2 separate regions of the Homo sapiens genome follow, and region 2 is linked to region 1. Evidence: chromatin loops called from intact Hi-C (ENCODE). Cell type or tissue: mammary epithelial cell. All regions are shown on one strand. Links, peaks and the distances in the headings refer to the core of each region. The heading gives the core; the rest is flanking DNA.

Region 1 (2,893 bases), core at 239-2,738:
TGCTGCAGCATTATCAGTGTGAGTGGTGAACAGCCTCCTGGGCCCAAGGGCAGCCCTGGTGGGACTGTGATGGTGTTGGATGTTGTCCTGTGCTGTAGTGCTTAAATGGGTCTGAGATGGCCTTGGGCAGGAAGGTGTCCTGGGTTTGTTGGGATTCCAGGGGTGGGAGTCTGTGGCATGGCTGGCCTGGCTTGGAACCTTGGCCAGGAGATGGAGCCTGGTGCTACCTGGCTTCCACTGAGCCAGTCAATGCTCACCTCCGAAGTGGCAGAATCTCACACATACTGCAGGGCCAGATGGGGAGTCCTCACTGGGGCTCTGGTCAGGGCTTCCCTTGAGGACCACTTCTCAGGGGCATGCCACTTGCCTTTCCTGGTGATGGAGGCTCTGCCCTCCAGGGCCAAGGTGACAGCCCTTGACCTGTGGTAAAGGGAACAGGGCTGTCAGTAGAGGCCAGCATTGGTGGGACCGTGGCCACCTCTGGTCTTACAGTGTCCTCCGCAGATGTAGAGTCATAGGGAGGGTTGACTTAGCTAGGGGCCAGGCCCAGGATGGTAGCCCTTGGAAGGCAGGGTGGCGGGCAGTGGGCATGGGCTCATGTCAGGCTCCAGGTGGGAGTTGGAGGGCGAGGGCAGACTTAGACATGCCCAGGATGAGTTCGCTGAGAGTACTGGGTAGGGAACTGGCCTGAGAGCAAGTATGAGTGGGCAGGGCCATGAGGCGCCCCAGTTCCAGGGATGGGCTCAGGGAAGGGAGCTGGTGAGGGGTCATTGGAGAAACTGGGAATTGTGTAGCTGGCAAAACAGAGATGAGCAAGACTGGACCAGGGCCGAGACCAGGAAGGAGGCAGAGCTGGAGTTGTTTGAAGAACCGTGGTTGTTAACCTGGGACTAAGCTTAAAGTTCTTGGGCTCGCTTCCTTAAGCCACACCTGAAATGGGAAGGACATGGCTGGACACAGGTGTGGGGTTCCGACCCCACCCACCCCTGACACACACACACCCTTCCTAGCTGACTCCTGGTGTTCAAGTACAGCACTTTCTTTGGGGTAACAGAGGTGAGCACACCTTCCCAGAATGGGGAGAAGATCCTAATCTTGAACAGCACATGGTGGAGAGTGGGCTCTGCAGCTGGCTTTTAAAGCATTCCTGGCTGTGTGATATTGGGCAGGTCATTTGACTCTGTGGGGCCTCTGGGACAATGATGGGGCCTGTCTCACAGGAGGTGTTGGGAGGTTTAATGAGTTGTTTCATATCAAGAATTGAGAGGGTGGCTGGCACAAAATGGGGGGAAGGAGGTACAATGTTAGTGATGATGACAATGACACTGTCTTGGTCCTGTCTGGGCTGGTGAGGCCAACCTGGTTGGTTAAGGCCTGTAGTACCCTACAGCACCACCAGGTGGCAGGGGCCAGCCACAAGAACCTGTTCCCCCACCCCACCCCCCTCCATAGGAAGCCCTGAGGTTTGTTACCAATGCTCTTTCAGACAGAGGCTTCTGGAACAGAAGAGCAGTGGGGCTTGCCTCCACTTGGAGCCCATATCTTTCCTATCCTTCCTTCAGCCTTCTGCTCTGGGCCAGGCCTGAGTGAAGGGCTGGGGCTTGGGGATGGGGCACATCTGCCCAGCTGCCTGGGGAACGTGGGCAGGTGCAGAGGAGGGAGGACTTGGACAGGGAGAGATGGGAGTGGAAGGCGACGAGGCAGGACAGTGGTCAGGAGCACATGCTGTGGTTCCTTTCTGTAAAGGGGGTGGCAATAGGCCTTCCTCATGGCTTTGTGAGGCTCTGATGGGAAAAGCCACAAAAGGGTTATAACACAGGGCTAGGTATGTGGTTTGTGCTACATAAGTCCTGACACTGGGCAGAGAGGATGTCTAGGTGACCCTGGGAGGGTCCAGACCCATCTCTGATGGATCAGGAGCCTGGGCCTGGTGTTCATGGGTATAACAGCAGGTACCCCTTGGGAAGGGCCTTGGATGCCATCTCTGGCTCGGGGTCCCAAAGATGTGGCCTGATTGGCAGTGCTAGGACTAGCCTCGTCATTTAAGGTATGAAGGGAAGAAGGACATCTGAGAGGATAGCGGTGTCCAGAGCCTGCTGGGGTTGGGGGCTGGTGTGCCCCATGTGTCCCAGTGATGGGTAGGTGTCCAGCTGTGCCTGGTATCAAAGTAGGGGCTGGCATCAGAGTGGGGGATGGGTTGCAGAGGTTGAGTAGAAGCAGAGAAGCTGACCCTGTTGGGGTGGAGGGGCCAGCTGGACCCAGGGATCTGGGATGTGAGAATGGCTGAGGTCACATTCTGAGCCCCTATAATTGAGGGGCCACAGAAGATAAAGGTCCACAAAGCAGCCAGAGTGAGAGGTATGAACCCCGTCTCCAAGCATGGGAGAGCTGAGGAGGGCAGAGGCTGGGGAGTGAAGGAGAGTGGGGTCTTGTGAAGAGGGTTGTCAGGAGGTGGAGCAATGCAGAGCAGCCGAGGAGAGCGGTGGGTACTGGGGAGAGGGAGCTGGGGACCTGGAGGGAGCAGGCTTGGCAGAGGGCAGGGGCGGATCTCCATGATGGCAGGGTTGGGGAGGTGTGGATGGACTCAGATGAGCTCCAGGGGCTGAGTCCTGAGTGGAGCTGAGTGTGTGGGCTGACAGGCCCTGCTGGGAGATTGCAGTCTGCTTGTGCTTCTGGCCTTGCCTCTTATGACAGCCTCTCAGTGGGCCTGCAGTGTCTCATCCCTAAGCCACCCCTAGTGTAGATTGGAGGCTTAGCAGGATTTGGAGTACCCCATAAACACAGCCGGTTCCCCCTGAGCTCCCTGCTCAATGCCGTGGCCAGTGGTGGGTGTTCACAGGATAGCGGAGTCATCCCATAGCCTCTAGGCTGACCCTTAGGGGTGCAGTGAGCC
Region 2 (2,893 bases), core at 1-2,500, 190 kb after region 1:
CTAATGGGAGCAAGAAGGCTGAGCGGCAGAAATTCTCCCCCTACTGAGGCCAGCTGAGGTACAGGCAGGGGCAGGCAGGACCACCAGCAGGGGGCTGCCTCTGCACCCTACCCGCCCAAGGAGACTCCACCCTGGGGTCCCAAACGCCGCTAACGCCCAGACGCATGGATGCACCCCCTACCCTGCCTCCATCTATGGGAGTTCTTTCTCTCAGAGTGGGGGCAGTTTCTGGCCCAGGGGTCTGAGCTGCGGCAGCCCCAGGGCAGGGGGCCCTACCTCCTCAGCTCTGTGCTTGGATACAGGGAGCAGCCAGGAGACTCCCTAGTGCCCCCACCATGGCGGGTGTCACTCACGCACTCCCCATCCCTTAGGGCTTCCTGGCCTACTGCATCCTTGTGGGAGTCAGGGAGGAGGGCCCGTTGGGTAGCTGGGGCCAGGCTTCTCTCCCCACCACCTGCAGATTTCTTGCTGCTTCCACTGATACCCTTTTGACTGGAATGAACTGGCTGGGCTTGTCAGGGGGCACCCCAAAGAGGGGGCACTGCCAGGTAGCTGGGGGAGTGGCATGGGGCAGGGGCCCAGTTCTCAGCAGCAGACACTCTGTACAGTTTTTTCAATCCCTGTTTTTGAATAAATATTCTCAGCGACCAGGAAGTTGTGAAATACTGGTGTTGTGGGCAGCAAAACCTCCAGAAAATGGGTGCAGCTGAGGTCCTGGAGGACCCCCATGTGTGAATCCACCAACCTCAATTAGGCCTCAGCCCCTTCCACATGCCAGTTCTGGGGCTTCAGGACCCTTTGGGGGTGAAGTCGTCCAGCCTCCTACTTCTAATACCAAACTGGTCCAGTTGTCTTCTGGGCATTTTAGAAGCAGGTGGAGGAGTTTCAGTAGCTTTGTCCAGACTCTCCTTGGTGCAGATGTCAGGGAAGTCCTTCTGAGTGTCTCTCCAGTGGTTCTTCCTGCTGTGGCTGTAACCCAGATACTGCCCTGCTTGGCGGATCACTTTGGTTGTGAGCCCTTAGGGCCCTCTTCTTTGTGACACCTGCCCATCTTGGCCTGGGGACCACCTGTGAGTTTCACAAACCACCTATGCTGGAGGGGCCCTTAGAGATGCTGCAGGGTGCAGATGGGAAAGCTGAGGCCTAAGGAAGGGTCGGCCTATGCACAGTGCTATGCAGTGTTGGGCCCAGACCGCAGGATTCCTGGCTCTCAGAAGTCCGTGGGCCTCACCAGGCAGCAGACACCCTTTCTCCTCCTGTTCCAGACCCAGATATCCAGCAGGGCACCTGCTGTGACCTGTGCAGGGGTTGGATGAGCCCCCACGGAAACCACCCTCCTTTCTCCTGCTCAGGAGAGAGAACTCTCAGGTGGCCCCTGGTATGCGGGGCTCCGCCCTCCTGCCAACTCGGGGGTCTGTTCTGGAGCCTCAGAAGGGCCTACGGCAGGGCCCTCTGGGGGTCTCTGGAGGCATTGCAAGAGTGCCCGCGGGTGCCAGGCTTGCGGAGTGCAGGCCCGCACAGGTCCAGGCAGTGCACGGCGAGAGAGGCGGCCCAGTGCCAAGCGCACGGGGCGCTGCAGCAGCCCGTACAGGAAGGGGTGAGCCGCGAAGGCCGAGTAGGCGACCCAGGTGACAGCCGCTTCGGCTTCCGCGGCCCGCGCTGCGGGCGCCAGGCACGCGCAGCCATAAGGCAGCCAGCAGGCTGCAAATTGGCCCACGGCCAGCGCTGGGGCCAGGGCCGCCTTGCCCCCGGGCAGGCGAGGCCGGAGCGGCGGCAAGATGGAAAGGCGGCTATCCAGAGAGTCCGAGTGGAGTCGGGACCCGCGCGCCGGCCGTGGGGGCCTCAGGGCAGCGCGACGCGCCACCACGAAGATGCCGCCGTAGGCGCCGAGCAGCAGGAGGGCGGGCAGCGCGAAGGCCAGCAGGGCCCAGAGCGGCCGGAAGGGCCCGAGGCCCCCAGCCAGGACCGAGCAGCGAGCAGGAGCAGGGGGCGGTGCGGGCGGCGTGCCGAGCAGGGAGAGCGCGCCCAGCAGTCCCGCCGCGGCCCACACGGCGGTGAGCACGAGCACAGGCGGCGGCCGCGAGCCTGGCCGCAGCGGGTGCACGATGAGGCGGTAGCGTGCCAGGCCAAGTGCGGCCACCCCGAGCGTGCAGGCCGGCAGCAGAGCGGCGGAGAGGAAGCGAGCGGCGCGGCATGGCGCGGGGCCCAGGCGCACGCGGCCCAGCCCGGGCGGCGGTGCGGCCAGCAGGCCCAGCGGCATGATGGAGGCGGCCGCCAGCAGGTCCACGACGCACAGGTGCGCCAGGTAGAGCGCGTCGCGCAGTCCCGGCGTGCGCAGCACCACGACCAGCAGCGCGCCGTTGCCCAGCAGTGCCCCCACCTCCACGACAGCTGCCAGGATCAACCCCAACGAGCCTGCGACTTCTGAGGCGTTCAGCCCTGTGGAGTTGGCCATTTGGGCTCTCAGGCTTCACCCTGCGCTGGGATGTAGATGGCAGAATGGAGCCTAAAGCTGCAGGATTTCCATCACCTGTCCTCTGCTCCTCTTGTCCCTTGCTCCTCCGGCCCCTCACCTCATTGGCTGCCCAGGAGGTGGCTCCGACGCCCAGGCTGCCATCCTCTTGGGGGCTTGGCCAGGCCCATGGAGGGGTGCAAGGATGAGTCTGCTGTCTTTCTCCCCTGCCCCAGCCCAGCTCCAGCAACTCAGCCCCTGTCGGAGATGGTACTGGCTGTCACTCTGATGTTGCCACACACGGCTGGCAAGGGAGGGGCAGGGCCTGGCGCCAGCCCCCTGGGTCCTAGCAGCTGCCAGCTGAAGGCTGGAGGCTCTGCTGTGGAAGTGCTTGGGGGTGCCTCTAGGGTGGAGGGGTGGAGGACAGAGCAGGCACAGACT

What was found. Peaks named below come from ENCODE experiments on the same cell type or tissue, not always from the same donor. Only the 100,000 strongest peaks of a DNase experiment are listed, where the experiment ranks them.
Region 2: a loop joins it to region 1, with 4 times the contacts of the local background. A loop is called at or near these places in 44 of 110 quality-filtered maps.

The regions. Positions count from the first base shown.
Region 1 is chr3:52,142,971-52,145,863 of GRCh38, reverse strand. It overlaps POC1A (POC1 centriolar protein A), which reads left to right. Exons shown (of 11, transcript NM_015426.5): 6 at 1-18. Among named protein-coding and RNA genes, the nearest start is that of POC1A, 10 kb to the left of the region's middle. In mammary epithelial cell, for the core only: a CTCF peak has its summit at 1,407 (motif pointing right); a DNase peak (open chromatin) is centred at 1,433.
Region 2 is chr3:51,955,215-51,958,107 of GRCh38, reverse strand. GPR62 (G protein-coupled receptor 62) reads right to left here and starts at 2,727. Exons shown (of 1, transcript NM_080865.4): 1 at 609-2,727. The coding sequence starts at 2,455. The coding sequence ends at 1,349. PCBP4 (poly(rC) binding protein 4) reads left to right here. Exons shown (of 14, transcript NM_001174100.2): 14 at 1-650. The coding sequence ends at 47. RefSeq lists an enhancer at 1,479-2,067. In mammary epithelial cell, for the core only: a CTCF peak has its summit at 1,454 (motif pointing left); a DNase peak (open chromatin) is centred at 1,557.